2 separate regions of the Homo sapiens genome follow, and region 2 is linked to region 1. Evidence: chromatin loops called from intact Hi-C (ENCODE). Cell type or tissue: Calu3. All regions are shown on one strand. Each heading gives the region's core, and the rest is flanking DNA. Links, peaks and the distances in the headings are about the cores only.

Region 1 (9,867 bases), core at 1-8,000:
TATACCCTCATCTCGTTTCCAGTATTTCATGTAGAGTCTTGAACAGAGAAGGAATTTAATTAATGTTGGCATCTTTGTTGAAACATACATTTATGATAAGTTGTCTTTAATAATTCTTTTTTTCTTTTAAAGTTAAAAGACTTTAGTTTTAGCTTTGGTTCTGCTATCCTTGTGAACTTAAATAAGCACTTTCACCTTTCTTAGCTTCACTTTCCACATCTAAATAAAGGAAATGATAAAACTTACCACAGAGGACTATTTTGAGAATGAAATGATATATCATCTAGATCAAGAACTGTGGCATTTGAAATGGTCAGGGAGGTCTTTCCTGAAAGGTGATACTCACAATTATTCAGAGATGGTCAAATCTGGAGAGCCTGGGGATGCTGGCTCAGAAAGGCTGCATGAGATATTTAGTCAGTTTTGGGGCTGATGGCTGAAAGATAATCTTGAAAAATCGGAATGGATTGTGGTACAGCAGGGAGAGGCCATAATCTTTTCTCGCCCTCTTTCTTACCTCTGGAGACTTCTATCCACATCTGGCTTAGGTCATCAGGCAAAATTAATGTGTTGGTTTCACCCTGCTGACATCTGTTTCTGTCAGTGCAAGCCCTCAGCAGCTTGGGTGCAAATGAGCACAAGTGTCGGCCCTTTCCCCAGGGAGACCCAAACAATGTGCCTGAATTGGGAAGGAGATTTGGGCATGAGTGAGATACCATTTCATGATGCTGTCTGAAAATATATTGAGTCCACTAAAGGACAAAATTTGGGCAAGTGCTACTTCTGCATTTTATGGCAAGTGTCAAACCTCTTGCCTTGCAAATAGTAGCAAAACAAATCAAAGACAACTGCTTTGGTTCCTTTCTTATTCAAAGTGGAAAAAGTTGGATAAAAGATTATCAGTGATGGTCGGGTGCTGTGGCTCATGCCTGTAATCCCAGCACTTTGGGAAGCTGAGGTGGGCAGATCACCTGAGGTCAGGAGTTTGAGACCAGCCTAGCCAACATGGTAAAACCCATCTCTAAAATACAAAAATTAGCCAGGCATGGTGGCTCATGCCTGTAATCCTAGCTACTCAGGAGGCTGAGGCATGAGAATCACTTGAACCTAGGAGGCAGAGGTTGCAATGAGCTGAGATCACATTGCTGCATTCCAGCCTGGATGAAAGAGTGAGACTCTGTCTCAAAAACAAACAAACAAACAAACAAAAAAACTGTCAATGATAATAACTATCCTGTTACAAATGTACACACCCTTTTTCTCTGAAAGTAGCTATTCATTTTCTCATTTGATCCTCACAGCAAGTCCTGGGGGTAGATAGGGCAGGTATTAACCCTATTTCATAGCTAAGAAAAGAAATACTTAAGTTCACGAGGGTTAAATTCCTATCCAAGGTCACCAGCTAAGAAGTAGGAGATGTGGGTCTTGACCCTAGTCTTCTGATTCCAAATCCTCATTGAGTGACGCAAGCTGTTTTCTCCTCCACGTCTTTGCTCATGTTGTCCCTTCTGCCTGAAACAACTTAAAGCAAAGAAAGAACTTTCTAACAGCCACATTATCCAAAGAAGGAATGAGGTAATGAGCTCCTCATTGCTGGAGAAGGGTAAGCAGAGGGGAAACCAATTGGCAGGGATATTGCAGATGAGATCCAACTATTGAATTGTAGATTGGACCTGACAGTCCTAAAGTCCCTTCCAAACCTGTGATTCAGTATCATTAGCCTAAAAGTACTAAAGCTAGCATATAATCTCTGGACATGGAAGCCAGGCTGAGAGAGCAGAGTGTGGAATATGGATTCTGAACCAGAGGGAACCCTTCAATTCACATAATCTCAGAACATCATAGCCAGAGGGGGCCTTGGCCCAGGTCCCTGGGCCAACTGTCAAACTCCCCTCCCAACAATTACCATTGTGCTAATTAGGACAGCCCCAGCAATCTGAAAAAGAAGAATTTCAAGGACTGTTCTGGCTCTGAATATCTGGAAAAAGGTGCATCTTGGTGGCTCCTGGAGTAGACCAGTCGGGGAGGAAGTTCTAGGAGGGACTCTTACAGAGACCAGCTGGACTAGAGCTTCTCTTGACTCCAAAGACACTTGACCTCAAATTTAGCTTGGTCACTTAACAAGGCTGTTGGGAGAAACAATTCACTTCAAAACTTAACCAGTGAAACACATGTACATGCTATCAACTGGTGAGCAATGGGCCAAACCAACCCCTGCTACTGATTCTTGGAGCAGAGGCAAAAGGGGCAGGGCATGGACTGATACACTTTAGAGTTGCATAGCTTTGAGTTAAAATTCTGGTTCTGTCACTGTTTTTTTTTTTTTTTTTTTTTTTTTTCAGAGACAGGGTCCTTCTCTGTCACCGAAGCTGGAGTGCAATGGCGCATTCATAGCTCACTGCATCCTTCAACTCCTGGACTCAAGTGATCTTCCTGCATCAGCCTCCCAAGTAGCTGGGATTACAGACATCTGCCACCACACCTGGCTCATTTTTTAATTGTTATTTTTTGTAGAGATGGGGCCTTGGTGTTTCTCAGGCTGGTCTCAAATTTCTGGTCTCAACCAATCCTCCTGCCTGGGCCTCCCAAAATGCTGGGATTACAGGTGTGAGCCACTGTGTTCAGCCTCTGTCACTGTCTTGTAAAGTGACTCTGCAAATTAGTCACCTGTCTTTCCCTGTTTTCTTATCTATAATTTGGGAATTATGTAGGCACCCCTCTCAGAGAAATGAGTAAAATAACAGATATATATATATTCACATGGTACAAAATAGGTGTTTAATAAATCCCAATTTGTTGACCAAGTGCCGTGGCTCATGCCTGTAATCCCACCACTTTGGGAGTCCAAAGCAGATAAATCACTTGAGGTCAGGAGTTCAAGACCAGCCTGGCCAACATGACAAAACCCCGTCTCTACTTAAAATACAAAAATTAGCTGGGTGTGATGGTGCATGCCTGTAATCCCAGCTACTCAGGAGGCTGAGGCATGAGAATCTTTGAACCTGAGGGGTGGAGGTTGCAGTGAGCCGAGATCGCACCACTGTGCTCCAGCCTGGGTGACAGTGAGACTCTGTCTCAAAAAAAAAAAAAAAAAAAAGAAAAGAAAAGAAAAAAAAATCCCAATTGGCTGCTACCATCCCAGGTAGTATCAGCGTGTCCAATTACTGAAATATAAATGTTGTATAACATTTAAAGATACATGAAAACACTCGGAAAAAAAAATTTAAGAAATTGCCTACTGTTTTCTTAGATATTTGAGTGAGACCCAAGGGCTAACATTTATTATCCATCATTCAGTACAATTTGAAACAAAACAATGGGAGCCTGTGGGTCATTAATTTGGTTCAAGGGGTTATCGTGCCCAAGTCTAACTCAGTGTTCTTCACAGCTTTGCCCAACACTGGGTTTTCCCCTGCACTCTCCACCCCACGCCCCCTGTCAACATGACTGATGAATTCAATATCCCCCTCTTTCCAGCTGACGAGTCATTGAGCTGACTCCAATCAGCAGGATCCCCTGGTCGCCTGACTCAGGCCTCCCCAGTCAGAGGTAGAGTCTGCGGTGGACAGACAGACAGGTCTGGAGAGGCTGGTAAGTAAGAACTCCCCGAGTGCCTCCGCCAAGAACCGATTTGAAGAGGTTGCCATTCACTCTGTCAGGCTGCGTGTGGGATTCATCAGGACCCAGCCTCGCTTTCTTTCACCCCGCATCAATGTGCCCTAAAGGATTTTTCTTTAAACCTGATTGCTTGGAAGGCATTGTAAGTCCACTGCTTTGTGATTCATCAATCCATGACAGCTCATTATTCCAGAAGCATTTAGGCCCCAAACCAGGAGAGAGGGAAAGGTTTCTTGGTGCCATAACGGGACAAAGGTTCACTGGCTTATTGATTCATGTCACAAATATTTACTCAGCCTGCTATTTAACTATGGAGATGAACTAGGAGGTGGATATTTGCTGGTGGGCCTCACTGTAAAGAAATCCCACTCAACAAAGTAGAGTCCAGAAATTCTGACTTAAGTACTATTAATATTGAACTTCTGAGAAAAGCATTTTACATACATCACCTGACTGACTCTATGATGTCTCTGTATGTAATACAGTATCTTTATTTTACACATGAGAAAACGGAGGCTCACAGGGGCTCAGTGGCTTATTCAAGTTCCATAGCTAGAAGGCAGCAGAAATGGGATTCAACCTGTCTGACTCCAAATCCCATGCACGTAACCATTTTTTACTGCATTACTTGTTCCCACATTTTTTTTTAGTTGTTGATAGGTTAAAAGGAAAACAAAGCTGTTTATGGAAGCATTTGAAAAATATAATGCTCTCAGTTGTAAGAGAATACTGTAGTATTGAGTTATCTGGAATTGCATGGGATGTAACATTCAATGGACAATGGAGCATTTGGTGGCCTGACCTCTCTTCCAAGTTCAGGAGGCCTCTCAAGTTTCAGTCATCAAGGCTCCCCTGGAGCACTGGGATTCTGAACTATTTCCTTATGTACTTCTCCTGGGCTGAGGCTCCTGAGTGTGGCTGAACCTGGTGGCACTCTTCTGCCACATAGAGATGAGGTCAGCCTGGACACTGCCCTGGGGTTTTAATCTAAATAACCACTGGATTAGGCTGCATTCAAGCTGGCAAAAATGTTTATTTCTTATATCTACTTGAAGTAAGCTTCCTTTCCAACAGCCCCCACTAAAAGAGAAGGGATAGAGGGCTTGTCTGTGTTCAGAGAAATCTCTCTTGTATTCATTAGCTGTCGGTAATAGAGGCTGAGTTTTTCAGATCCAAAAGACATGGAGATAGGATATTAAGAGACAATATGGAGTAGCAGAAAATGTATTGAGCTGGGAGTCTTACTCTAGGTCAGAGTCCCTTGTATTCAATACTTCACTCACTGTGTCACTTTGGGCAAGTTGCTTAACTTCTCTGTTTTCATTTTTACATCTATAAAATGGAGATGATAATACTTCTTTATCTTACAGAGTTATTGTGCAGGTCATATATAATAATAATTTTATTCATTCATTCATTCATTCAGTGACTGCTAGAAACTTGATATAATGATGAATAAGACAGTCATAGTCTATGCTCATGAAGCTTACAGTCTAGTGGGAGAGATAGATATAAATCAATCTTGATGGAGAAGTAGTTGTTCAAACAAAAGTTATGAAAAAGTATTATAAGAAAGGAATATAGGGTGCTGTGAGGGCCTATGGCTGAAAGTGTCATTGAAAATGAAACTAGAGGGATGAGTCATAGGTGGTGGAATTAAAGGGGAGAGGAAGGGCATTTTGCTTAAGTAAAGCAGCATGCATGCAGTTGCAATGGAGTTTTGCACAAACCAAGAACGGAGAGAAAGTCAATGTGTAACATGACCATATGGTCCTGTTTTCTGTGGATAGTCCCTTTGTAAACCCAGTGTATTCATTATAGAGCTTTTTTGCATTCCCTAAAGCATCTCTACTGGATGGAGAAATAATAGTCATCTCATTAATGTGGCTGGTGTGTAGTGAGCAAAGTGGGATGTTAGGCTAAACAGGTTCACTTAGATAGATCCAAGCTTTGTAGATCATATTAAGGAGTTTGGTCTTTACTTCAAGAGCAGTAGGCACAAACTGGAGCTTAAAAATTAGATCAGAATACTAGTTAACATTTATTTAGTATTGCTACATGCCTGTATTATGCAATCTGCTTTAGAAGACAGAGGTGCCATTGCAATCTCCACTTTATATACAAGGAAACTGAGCCTTGTACAGATCAAGGGACTTGCCCAGGGCCACATGATGATTAGTGGCGGAGTGCTGATTTAAAGCCAGATGTCATTCCCAAGACTAGGTATTTAATCTCTCTGACACTGACTCCCAGTGTGGAAGCCTTTAGCTATAAATGCATTCTGTTCAAAAGCTACTTCTTTTCTGAGCACTTAGCCAACTTTCATATAGGCATGTTGAAGTAAAGTGAAGCCTTCACAGCAACATCTCCCTACTCTATGAAACAGTAGAACTGAGTGCTAGAACGGACGTCAAAATAGCAGCAATGAAACCCACTGTGGCATCAGTATTTAGGATTCAGGCCCTGGTCCTGCCAGCTGTGACCTGAGTAAAGCCACTTGACTTCTCAGAGTCCATTTGACAACTCTCTAACAGGACAAACCTAGTCCTTTACCAGGAAGAACACACCAAATGTGAAAGGGCCCTGCAAACTGGAAAATGCAATGGTGATAACAACAACCAAACCCAAGAAAAACCTTTGTTAGGAGCTTTCTTCTTACCAAAGGACTGTGTTAAGTGATTTATGGAAATTTTTTTCCATTTACCCTTCAAAATTACCCCACAAAATAGGCACTATTATCATCACCATTTAACACATGTGTAATCTGAGGCCCAGAGAATTAAGTAACTTTTTATTTATTTATTTATTTATTTATTTATTTATTTATTGGAGAGGTGGGGGTCTTGCTATGTTGTTCAGTCTGGTCTTGAACTCCTGGCCTCAAGTAGTCTTCCCACCACAGTACCCCAAAACATTGGGATTATAAGCATGAGCCACTGCGCCTGAAAATAATTAAGTGACTTGTCAAAGGTTACAGGGTTGGTACTAAGAGCCACCAAGCTAGGGTTCTTTGCCATTATATAAGTTATGAAACAGTTTTATGAAAAGTACTATAAGAAAGGAATATAGGGTGATGTGAGGGCCTGTGCCTGAAAGTGTCATTGAAAGTGAAATGGGATGAGTCATAGGTGGTGGAATTAAAGGGGAGAGGAAGGATGTCTTGCTTAAGTAAAGCAGCATGCATGAAGTTGCAAAGGAGTTTTGCACAAACCAAGAATGGAGAGAAGGTCTGTGAAGGTGGTCATATGAACAGGATATAGGCTGTTTTCTGGGGATAGTCCCATTTAAACCCAGAGTCCTTATTAATAGGGCTATTTTGCACTCCCTAAAGCATCTCTACTGGATGGAAAAATAATACAGTCATCTCATTAATGTGGCTGGTGTGTAGTGAGCAAAGTAGAATGTTAGGCTACAAGCTCTGTCCAAAGAGGACAGCATACCACAGATGGCTCTGAACCATTTATCCCGAGAGCTTAAGAGCCCCAAGGATGAGGATGTTCAAGAAGAGAAGTGGAAGGCAGAGAGGCACTGGCTTATGGGAGTCTGTCCAGGAAGAGAAAGTGACCTCAGGTTAAGGCTCACTCACAGGGTGTTGAGGGAGTCCTGAGATGGCCAGGAAGGGCCAGAGAGGAATTGATGATGAGAAGTAAATTTGTTAGGACACAAATGATGGGTTTTGTTTGGAAGATAGATCTCTTTTTTGCTCTGAATAGCATAGTAAATGAGAATATGACTACCATTTTGGTGAGTTCTCAAGTGGATTTTATTGAGGATGGTACAACATTGCTATGTGTTTTCTCTCATCAATCAATCAACAAATGCTGCACAAACCAAGACTCAACTAATGTGATAAGTGCCATATTTTGAGAATTTATTGCCTATCAACTATCATTCCATATTTTTTATACATATTACTCCATTAAACCTTTAAATCAGGCCCTGTTTTACAAATGAAGAAACAGCACAGGAAGTGAAATTCTAAGCCAAAGTTCCCATAGCTGGTGAATGGGTTTGAACCAAAGTTGTTCCACTTCAGAGTTTGCATTCTCAATCACTGGACAAGGTCACCTTCACCGACATATACCAAGTAGAGTGGTCTCAACTCATATTTATAAAGTGCCTGCTCTGTCCTGGGCCCTATGAGTTGCTTTTATATAACTTTATTTAATTTGGCTTTGCCATATAACCCTGGACATGGCACTTAACACTTTTGGTCTATTTCCTCATCTGTAAAACGAGGATAGTAATAGTACTTACCACAGAGGACTGATAAGAGAATTAAGTGAGATAAGTAATGCAAAGCACTTAGTAGAGAGCCTGGCAAGCAGAAAGCACTGGAAAAGTGTTTGCCAAATCAATATTCTGGACAACTGCCTTGTTCTATAGTTGCTTTATCTATTATTCTAATTTTAGCCTGGAGCTGAGAGCCATAAAGAAGGCAGAAGACACTATTTGCTTGCCTCTGGATGACGCAGAAGAGCGACTCTTAGCATCATAGCTACTATTGCTTCTTCTTCCTGATCCCCTGCTGCCTCCTCTTCCTTCTTCTTCATGTACAATAAACTGCACATATTGAAAGCATACAATATGATACGTGTATATACACACCTATGAAACTATCAAAAATAATTAAAATAGGGAGCATATCCATCACTCCCATATGCTTCCCTGTACCCCTTGATGGTCCTCTCCTGTCCTTCTCTACTTGCTTCCTCCAACCTCATTCCCATCCCCATCCACATCCCCGTTTTCATCTCCATTCCCATCCCCATCTACATTTCCACCCCATCCCCATTTGCATCTCCATTTGCATCCCCACTCCCATTCCCATCCCCACTCCCATTCACATCTCCATCCCCATCCCCTTCCCCAGCCTGTCCTCATTTTCACCCCCATCCCTGTCCCCAAATCCATCTCCATCCTCATCCCCATCCCCATCCCCATCTCCATCTTCAGGCAACCATGGATCTGCCTTCTGTTACTGTAGATTATTTTGTATTTCTAGCATTTTACATAAACAAAATCAAACAGTAAATATTCTTTTTAAATTTTGCTCTTTTTAATCAGCATAATTATTTTGAGGTTTACCATGTTATTCTATGTATGAATAGTTCCTTCTTTTTATTGGAATACTATTTCATTATATGGATATACCATATTCACGGATCCATTTACCTGCTGATGAACATTTTAGTTGTGTCTAACTTTTAGGCATTACAAATAAAGCTGTTAGGAACAATAGTGTTTGTATGGACATACGCTTTCAGTTCTCTTAGTTAAATCCCTAGGAGTAGAATGGCTGGGCCACATGACAGAGGTGTGTTTAACTTTACAAAGATGTCAAACTGTTTTCCAAACTGATAGTAACATTTTATGCTTCTCCCAACAATGTATGAGAGCTCTACTTGCTCCATATTTTCTCTGGCACTTGGTATGTTAGTCTTTAAACATTTAGATATTCTAGTAGGTGATTAGCATATCTTACTGTGCTTTCATTTGCATTTTCCTAATGACTAACGATGTTGAGCATCTTTGCATGTGCTTATTTGCCATTCGTATATCTTGTTTTTGGTAGAGTGTTCAAATATAATTTTATTTTTTATTTTTTGAGACAGGGTCTTTCTCTGTCACCCAGGCTAGAGTGCAATGGTGTGGTCATGGCTCACTGCAGCCTCGACGTGGGATCAAGCCATCCTCCCAGTTTCACCTCCCAAGTAGCTGGGACTACAGGCACATGCCACCACGCCGGCTAATTTGTGTATTTTTTGTAGAGGCAAGGTTTTGCCATGTTGCCCGGGCTGGTTCGAATCTTGGGCTGACCCACTTCGGCCTTCCAAAGTGCTGAGATTACAGGTGTGAGCCACCACACCTGGCCTGGTTTGATTTTTTTCATTACTGAGTTTTGAGAATTCTTTATAAATTATGAAAATATTTTCTCCTAGTCTGTGGTTTATTTTTCCATTCTCTAAATGGTCTTCTCACATAACTTAGTGATGATTCATTCTTTTTTTTTTTTGAGTTTTTTCTTCTCTCTATGTTTTGTTTTGGATAATCTGCATATTCACTGTCTTTTTCAGGGTTGGATTTGCCATTAAACCACACAGTTCGTTTTTCAGCTCAGATGTTATAGTTCAATTTGGGTCTTTTTACATCTTTCATGTCTCTACTTAACGTGTTTGACCTTTCCTCTGGCTTCTTGAGCATACAGAATACCCTTTCAATAGCTGTTTTAATGCCCTCGTCTGTTTA
Region 2 (9,971 bases), core at 837-8,836, 58 kb before region 1:
GTGATTTCAGTCAGAGGTGGGGAGGGCCTGAACTAGGACCGAAGATGCTAATGTGGATTTGAGAGCTCACTGGGTGGGAAAGTACGTGTTGGGTTACTGAACAATAGGGAAAATAATACAACTTTGACTTAAGAATTGGGCTTTGCTAAACAAATCTTTTTACAAACTGGTCTCCTAGAAAGGGCTCTGAAGGCACAGCTAACCAAACAACTATCCCTCCCAGGCAAGAGTTTCCCCACCAGGTGAATGGTTTGCCATGTTTCCAATTCCAGGAACTAGCTGGAATAACACTTATGCAATGGGAATGCACGAGGCCCACCTCCAGGAGCCTGGCTGGTGGAGAACTTGGCAAGACTGGAGTCCTCTGCGGAGTGGAAACTCCTGCGGTTCTGCTTCAAGTGAACTTTACTTGGATGGCTGACTTCAGAGGAAGTCAGAACGGGCTGCGTGGAAGGCTGCATGGGTCTGGGCCTGGAGCCACTGGCAAAGAGGAGCCGGGGATGGGTGGGAGAGTATGATAGCACTTCATGAACAAGTCTATGGTAGAGGAAGCAGAAGACACTGTGTTGGTAGGAAACCCTGCTGTCTTTCCCAGGCAGTGGATAAAATGAGGGCTTAGGAGCCAAAATAGCCTGCTGTGTCACTTCAGCACTGTGTGACCCTGGCAAAGTCACTTAACTTCTCTGAGACAAGTGTCCTTTTATGTAAAATGGAGATACATGTAGTACTCACCTTCTAGGTCATTGCAAGGATAAGCTATAACGAATGAAAACTGCTAGTACTTTGCTCAGCACCTTCTAGAAAGTCAATAAGTGGTAGTTACTGATTGAAGAGTCATAACTTTCTAACAAATACAGCTCCCAGATGGTTGGGGAGGTGGAAGGAAGGCAGAAGGCCAACTATCAAATAAAAGGACAAACAAAGAATACACTTATAACGATAGAACCATGCTCAATTGATGCATCTAGGGATATAGGGTGAATAGAGCTTCTGAATATTTCCAAACCAAATCATTCTCAAAACTTCGAGGAGGTCTCTTATTCACAGGTATCCCAGTGTGAGTCTTTTTGTAAAATTGATGCTGCTACTGATTATCATACAGTGCTACCAAATCGCCAGGGGCTCTTAAAGGAAAGAGATTATTTGTGTATCTTCAGAAACTCTTTGGCACTCTTTTTTTTTATTAAGTAGAATTGTTTTTTGAATCCCATATTGGTGTAGTTCTTTACAGATTACCTTGGACTTTTGAGTATATTATCTCATTTGTTCTTTGAGCAATCTAGAATTGCAGATTAAGGTTAGATTCAAGCCCTTGTTCTATAGGTGAGGAAAGTGATGCTCAGAGGGCTAACATGGTTTGCTTAAATAACTCAGCGAGGAAGGTGTGGATTTAGAATCCAAGCCCAGTCCTCTGACTCTCAATCCAGTGCATGTTCCTCTCTTCAGCTGTTAGCTCTTTCTAGGGACCTGATGGGCTCTCTCTTTTGTGCACACATGTAAAAGGCACGGCATGGAGGACCTGTATGGGTGGCCAGGAGGTAGGAGTTCACCACTGAACGTGGATGTTTTGTGATAAATGCAAGTATGTAGGATAAATGCTGAGACAAAGAGTCTCCCTTTGCTTGCTCTCCACCCTGGCTATGTGGGAGAGGATTCCGGATTACAACCACCACCCTTAGAATACTAAAACCACGTTCTTCAGGCAACAGCCTAAAAGTTCTCCCACCTAACTCATCACAGAATTCTTGGTCTCAGACAAAGTGTTCTTGCAAGAATTAATCAGAACATTCCTCACAAGCCTCCTCCACTAGCTTCATGCTATCTGCCGCCTCTCTGTCAGCACCCTATGCCATTAGGTAGGAGCATCCAGGGGATGCACACACTACTGCCCTCATGCCATTCAGAAGTGGGACTCACTTATCCATCAAGGTGGCGCCCAGTGCTAATTTAGGCAATTATAGATGATCAGTTTTCAAATTTTTGTGACCGTGTAACTGGGAAATTCACTCTTACTTTATAAGGTTAAAAACGACTAAAAAGTTTTCCCATTGGATCTCACCATTGGGTTCTTTCCCAATGGCCCTCCCATTCCTTCACAAGAAGAATGGTCTGGCTTTGAATTTTAGTGCTTTTTATTCTGAAGGAAGTGGGGTTACTTGATTGAGAGTGAACACGGAAGGCTTTCTGAGAAGATGACATTTGAGCTGAGACTTGAGGGAAAAGAAGGAGCTAGCATGTGAATAGCCGAGGGAAGCACTTTCCAGGAGTGGGGAACAGGAGCTGCCAAGGCCTTGAGGAGGCATGAGTTTGGAGTGCTCAAGGAACAGGGGAAAGTTACTATAGCTGGTCCCTAGTGTGTGCTAGGGGAGTGTAGTCTCTAATGAGCCTGGAGGGGCATGTTGGAGGGCTTTAGTTGGCTCACTTGCTAAGTGTAGAGAGCTTCCTTCTCACTAAGATAGATAGATAGAAGAACTTTGCAAACTGAGAAGTGCTTTTCTAAGTCTACGTTGTATTCTCACGGTACCATTTCCCCAAGGACTCGTGGAACACCCAGATACAAGCATGACTGTGGCTGCTTTATTTTCCCAATTTCCCTATAGCCTGGCAGGCAAGGGAGCAAGAGCAAGAGCTGGACCAAAAACTTCTGGTTTAGCCAGAACACCTTCCCTGCGGCCGTCAGATAATGAAGATGCAAGGCTTGAGAGAGGAGCACAGACAAGGATGTAGCCACAGCCATCTCCCCGCAACATTGTCTTAGAAGTGAAAGAGCCAGAGGAAGGGGCTAAGAGAGCTCACCCAGACCCAAGACACCCCCAGGCCCCAAACCGTCTGCTGATGGTCACAGTCCCACCTTTTCAGCATTCCCTGGCACAATGTGTCTTCTGGCCAGTGCACAGCTTCCTTAGCTGTGTCCAATTTTTCAGAAACACCAAAGATTCCTTTTCCAGCAAGCATGAATGACAGAAGGGAACACCTAAACCGTATTTCTCTTGTAGTTAAGGCTGACTAGGGACTGCGTTATATAAGATGAAAAATACTACTGGTTTGCTTTGCCCTTTTCCCTAGCGCTTATAGTGAAGTAATCTTTTTTGAGCCCTGGCTCATAGGCTGGTGCACGGGTCTCACTTAATAATTAAAGGTACATTTCGGAAACACGCTAAGCATCTCCCCTGCGGTCTCCCTAAGCCTAGTCCTGTCCCCAGCACTGCTTTAAAGGGGAAACTCACTGTTTGCTTCCGTTTCATGGGTTGGATCTGAGCTACTTGGTATGACCCATTCGGTGCTATTTTCCATACTACTTTTGTTTCACGCTGCTTTCAAATCCATTGCTTCCGTTTCAATTTCTGGACTTGCCCTGCCCTTTGACCCTGAAAATCATCTTTATTTTGTTTGCCACCACTGGGGTTTCCTCTCAACCCTGAATTCTGGTCGCTTTGGTTTGGCCTGTGCCTGGGACCCAATCAGCCTCAGCAGTCTCCTGACCCCAGAGATATCTCACTGGGTCCCTGCAAGCCCCAGGAGCTGTAACTAAGGTAAAGAATAGTACACTTAGCACGATGACTTCCAGGTTCATCTGCGTTTTCGAAAACGACAGGATTTCCTTCTTTTTGTTTTGTTTTGTTTTGTTTTGTTTTAAGGCTGAATAGTTTACCATTGTGTACATATACCACACTTTCTTCATCCATTTATTTATTGATGGCCACTTAGGTTGTTTCCGTATCTTGGCTTTTGTGAATAACGCGGCATGCTAAAAAGGAGTAGATTTTAAATGTTCTCACCACAAAGAAAGGGTAAGTATGTGAGGTGATGGATACGTTAACTAGCCTGATTTGATCATTCTACAATGTAAAAATGTATCAAACTTCACACTGTATGCCATACATATTTGCAATTATTATTTGTAAATTAAAAAAAATAAAAGAACAAAACAATTGGCCACTCAGTCAGCTCCATTCAACTCACACTCCAGGGTGTAGTGTCTTCCTCAAGCTCTAAGGAGACGTGTTTACACAACATCCAGGCATATTTTCTGACATTTCCAGGGTACCTGGCACTGTGCTAGGCTAGGGTTTTAAGGAAAAGGGGGTGGGCTTGTCCTCTTTTCTTTTCTTCCTGCCTCCTTTTTTCCCCTCCCTCCCTCCCTCCCTTCCTTCCTTCCTCCCTCCCTCCCTTCTTTCCTTCCTTCCCTTCCAATGATATAATTCTTCCCACTTCTCTAGGCTTGTGCCCATGGAGGAATTCACTAGGAGACTAAATTCCACTTTCAGGCTGCCTGCAAAACTCCCACTGCTGTCAGGGAGATTTCTGGGCCTTTAATGAGGGGAGAATTTGATTCTAAGACTTCTTGTTAAGATAAAGACCTGGCTGGTTTATTAACTCTATCCAGCTGGGGTACGGACTCACAGACAAATAATTAAACATTCCCTGCCTAAGAAAGTCAGGGTCTCAGAGAAAACCTGGGCTGGATCCGGTGGGAAAGGGGAAAAGGATTATCCCTTACCCCTGTACCAAGAATCATTTCCTGAAAGCCTAAAGCTGGTGGGCCTTTTCCTCTCCAGAAGAACTTTTCTTTCTCTCCTCTCCACATATCTGGATCTAATCTTAAATTGCATCCTAGAATATCAGAGTTCATTTATTCAACAAATATTTATTGGATACCTACTGTGTGCCGGAGACTTTGCTAGGCTTGGGGTGGTAATGGGAGTACTTAGAGGACTTCCTGGTCATTAATACCAGGTTATACAGGAAGAGACTGGGGCCCCAAGGGAAGAAGTCACATATCTGGGACAACAGGTTTAGTGAGGTTGTGGGCCCACTCTCACTCCCATAAAATGCTTCCCCTCCACCCTCCCTGTTTTCTCCTGGGAGTTTGACTCTCCTTAGGGCACCTCTGAGTTTTAGCTGCGGGATTGCAAGTTTCCTGAATGTGGAACCATGCCTGTCACCTCTTGGCTGGCCTTTCAAGCCACTCAGGAATCTCAGTACCTGCATTGACTCATTCAAAAATATTTGAATACATATTCAAACAGAAATTTTTAGTTCAAGGGCTCAATGCCTGGAAGTTAGTAATAATTTAATGTTTGGATAATTCATAGTAACTGATATTAATAACAATAACTAATCTTTTCTCAGCCTTCTAGTATGAAAAATATGTTCTCACATATCTGCATATTAACTCTCATGATTGCCCTGGCATTAAGTATTATTATTTACTTTTTTGTTAAGGTGAAGAACTTGAGACTCAGAAAGGACTTTCTTAAATTCTTTCAGCAAATAGTGGAATGGAGACTTGAATACTGAGTGTCAACCTTGTGACCATCCTATTGTATTGTACTGTTGTGCACAAATAAAACCCCAAAAGTGTGATGCAAGTGTGCAGGTAAACCATCTATTAAAATAGTGGGAATTTGATGAAAGAGGTCATGCAAGAGGAAGGGTTTAAATTGTCTTAGAGATTCCTGTACTCATATGTTTATGGCAGCACTGTTCACAATAGCAAATATATGGAATCAACCTAAGTATCCACCAATGCATGATTGGATAAAGAAAATGTGGTATATATACACAGTAGAACACTATTCAACCATAAAAATGAATAAAATTATGTCTTTTGCAACAACACAGATGGAACTGGAGGCCATTATCTTAAGTGAAACAAATCAGACACAGAAAGACAAATACCACATGTTCTCATTTGTAAGTAGGAGATAAATAATATAGACACATGGACATAGAGTGTGGAATGATGGACATTGGAGACTGGGAAAGGTCTGAAGGTGGGAGGAGGGTGGATAATGAGAAATTACTTAATGGGTACTGATATGGTTTGGCTCTGTGTCCGCCCTCAAATCTTACCTTGAATTGTAATAATCCCCACATGTCATGGGAGGGACCTGGTGGGAGGTAATTGAATCATGGGGTTGGTTTTCCCCATGCTGTTCTCATGGTAGTGAATAAGTCTCACAAGATCTGATGGTTTTATAAGGGGAGTTCCCCTGCATATGCCCTCTTGCCTGCCACCATGTAAGATGTGACTTTGCTCCTCCTTTGCCTTCCGCCGTGATTGTGAGGCCTCCCCAGCCATGTGGAACTGTGAGTCAATTAAACCTCTTTCCTTTATAAATTACCCAGTCTTGGGTATGTTTTTATTAGCAGCGTGAGAACAGACAAAGAAATGTACAATCTATGTTACTGGAGTGATGAATAGCCTAAAGGCCCTGACTTGACCACTACATGATCTATGCATGTAACAAAATTACACTTGTACCCCATAAATTTATACAAATAAAAAATAAAATAAAACACAATGAGATACCATTGCACCCTAGCGTGGTTAAAAATAAAAAGACAAATAATACCAAGGGTTGGCAGAGAAGTGGAACCTGGAATTTCCATGCATTGCTAGTGCTAATGGAGAATGGTACAGCACTTTGGAACCTATTTGTCAGTTTCTTTGAGAATTAAACATACACTTACCATAGGACCTAGCAATCCCAGTCCTGAGCTTTTACTCAAGAGAAAAATGAAAGCATAGAAAAATAAAATAATATCTGTATATGAGTGCTCATGGCAGTTTTACTCACAATAGCTCAAAAGTGGAAACAATCCAAATGCTCATCACCTGGTGATTGGTTAAATACATTTCAGTGCATCCATACAATGGGAAAGATGGCCTTTTAATTAAATGGTGCTGGAACAATTGGATAACAATTTTAATGTGATAAAAAGGAAGGAACTGCTGATACTTGTAACAGCATTGATGAATCACAAAAACCTGATGCTAAGGGAAGGCAACCAGACACAAAATTATTCTAATAATGATGAACTTCTGGAAAAGGCAAAACCATAGCAGCTGAAATTGGTGAATGGTTGCCTGGGACTGGCTATGGTAGGGAATTCACTGTAAGAGAGTATCGATGTTACTTTTGGGGGAGAGGAAAGTGTGCTATATCTTGTTTGTGTTGGTGGTTACATTATTGTACATATTTGTCAAAACTCATTGAATTGTACATAAAATTGGTGAATTTTATTGCGTTAAATTATGTCATAAAGCTAATTTTAAAATAAATAAATTGTCTTAGAAGGAGGAACAGTGTTCAGAAGAGAGGTTAATAATTAAATATGTGTGTGTGTATGTGTGTGTGTGCATGCATGCTCATGTGTGTAGAGGGGAAAGATGTGTGTATGTGTGTGTGTGTGTTTGCTTAGGCCATTCCAGAAGGAGGCAATAACCTAAGTGGGCCTTGCATGAAGCATGGTATGTTTGTTGAATGATGAGTTTGAAGTCCTAAGCTGGAAGGTGTATTCATGAGGCAAGCCAGTGAGCAGGAAGTGGGAAGGAGACAGGCCCAGGGGTGGTTTGTGTGGGGTGGATAGGATCCAAATCTCCATTTGGTAATTTACTAGCTATATGACTTTGGGCAAATTATTTATCTCAGCTTGTTTCCTCTTCTTTAAAATAAGCATAATACTTAGCTACTGCAAGGTGGTTGCAAGGATTAAATGTCACTATGCATGTCAACAGCATAGTTGGCCCATTCCCAGATGATTTTAGGTGTTCAAGATAAATTAGTACTTGCTCTTCAACCATAAAAGGGGCTTTGTGATGCAAAGTCTATAAGGAAGCTTAGCACCAGTCATGAAGCATAAAGGAGTATGAATAGTGTCCCCAAACTGGGAAAGGTTGGTGGTTTGTGAGACATAAAGAAATAATTTTTGTGTTTACTTTCGTTTGTTCATTTGTTTTAGAAAATTGTGGTCAAGATAGGTAATAAATCAGAGTCTGGAGGCAGACCAGGTTGGGGGTACTTAAAGGACATACATGAGAAGAGAAATTCTTGTGATATAGTAGAAGAATGAAGGGGAAAGGTAGGGACAGGGCATGAAACAACAACCATCAACATTTACTGAGTATTTCCTATGTGCCAGGCATTGTTCTAAATGCTTTAAAGCCTGAGCTCATTTAACACATCAGATGAATTAACTTGTCCAGTACTCACATCACACCTGAGGTGGAAGCTGCTCTTATGTGTATCTGGAAGTAAGGAAACTGAGGCACAGCCAGGTGAAGGTGCGTGCAAAGAATGCATGCATCTACCTCAATTTACTTTTAAAATGGATTTAAAAAGTCCTTAAAGAAACATGCTCTCATTATAGAAAATTCAAAAAAGATTTCCATCTCTACGGTTCTCTTATATTCAATTTATGTTGGTGCGTTTTCTTTGAGAGTGTTTTAGATTATTTTACTCTCTACTTATATGTAATTACAATCATGGTGTGCATTTATATATATCAGGAGCATATTGCTTCTTGTCTTCATGACTATAGTTTTAAATGGTGGTTTAATATTTCATTAAGTGGGTATATTAGAACTATTTTTTTCTGCTAATATGAACATCTTGGGACAGAAATCTTTGACAGCAACTCTTATTATGTTTTAAAGATGCATTTCCTGAGGTTGAATTACTGAATGAAATAGAGTGGCCAATTTCATGGCTCTTCATTCATATTGCCAATTTGCTTTTCCCACAGGGTTGAACACATTTATAGTATCCTGAACAACGCAGGAGGCTATGAATTTAATTACATCCTTGCCAGCATTGTGTGTTTTTATTTTTATTTTTTTGTTAAATTTATTAGGGAAATATGGTAGACTGTGTGAATTTTAATTTGCATCTTTTTACTTATTATTGGGATTGATCATTTTCTCTCACATGAGGTCCCTCTTTCATGATTTAAAAAACTTTTTGGTGAGTGTAATTTTTTCAAAACAAACATTTGCATGTTAGGATAAATGAAGTACATAACGGGGCAAAGAGGGGGTAAACTTGCAGACCAGGAGATTTTTGAGCCTAGAAAACTGGAAGAAAGGCCACCCCCAGCCTAAACAAACAGAGGGGAGGCAGGAGTCATTGGTAGAATACTTGGAACCTGTTTCAGTGCTGTCCAGAAAGTGGTGAGTCTTGCCATCCTCTGGTTAATATCTTCTTTTTCCTTTTTATTACACAAATAAAGTATGTTCATTGCAGAAAAAAATAAAAATAAGGACAAAGAAATAAAAATCAGCCATATTTCCACCATTCAGACAATCCTTTAACATTTCATTGTATACTCTCTCCCTCTTTGTATAGAAAATATAACACACATACACCTCTATATAATAGTGTCTCTTTTGAGCTTTCTTCTCTTAACCATGAATTTCTTGCTCTTCCTTCCTTCCATTTCCCTGTCACTCTCTCTCACAGCTCAAATGCCTTTGATCTTGTAGTTGTTTGCACTTCCTTATTCAGAATTGCTTAAGAGACTTGAGACCTTGGGTCACATCTTCAAGGTCCTATGGGAGTCCTTATGGAATCTGAACCAAGCCACACAGTTGGCCACAGTTATTTCTGTGTCTTTTTTCAAACCTGACTCTATTTGTTATCATGTGCTTCTGACTGGCAGAGGGCAACTTGGCTAGATCTGGAAGGACAAACACAAGATAAATCTCATGTGTGTGCTCATAGTCATCGTGACTTCTTTGAAGAAGATCTGTGTAATCTAGTAGATATTCTCCAAAAAAGTGATAAAAAAAAGTTCATGTCGGACTGATCTCAACACTTCTATTATTGACTTCCATTATTGAAAAATTAAAGTTTCAAGGGCAGCTCTCTTCATAGGCTCAATTTATGAAAGGGGAGCCTCATTCTGTTCTTATGTCTCCTTCATTTCTTCTTAGCCTTTTAAAAATTTGGTCTATAGGGATAGATGGGTTCTAATGAGGCTCAGCAGGCCACCAGCTCCTAAATTCCTTGTCAGAGGCAGAATTTTGGATGGAACACTTATGTGCTTATTATATGATAAACTCGTTTGTATACATTTAACCACTCTAGATTCTCCAATCTTTCCAAACTTCAGTTACTGTATCTGTAAAAGTAGAAATAATAATGCCTATTTTGTAGATTTGCCATGGGAATAAATGGTAGAGAGAA

The links. Peaks named below come from ENCODE experiments on the same cell type or tissue, not always from the same donor. Only the 100,000 strongest peaks of a DNase experiment are listed, where the experiment ranks them.
Region 2: a loop joins it to region 1, with 3 times the contacts of the local background. A loop is called at or near these places in 5 of 110 quality-filtered maps.

The regions. Positions count from the first base shown.
Region 1 is chr1:56,326,017-56,335,883 of GRCh38, reverse strand. It overlaps LOC124904186 (a long non-coding RNA gene), which reads left to right and starts at 3,568. Exons shown (of 4, transcript XR_007066107.1): 1 at 3,568-9,867. RefSeq lists an enhancer at 3,412-3,471. In Calu3, for the core only: no CTCF peak of the experiment used is centred there; DNase peaks (open chromatin) are centred at 3,503 and 4,523.
Region 2 is chr1:56,384,891-56,394,861 of GRCh38, reverse strand. No RefSeq gene overlaps it. Among named protein-coding and RNA genes, the nearest start is that of LINC01767, 25 kb to the left of the region's middle. In Calu3, for the core only: no CTCF peak of the experiment used is centred there; DNase peaks (open chromatin) are centred at 4,471, 4,851 and 7,431.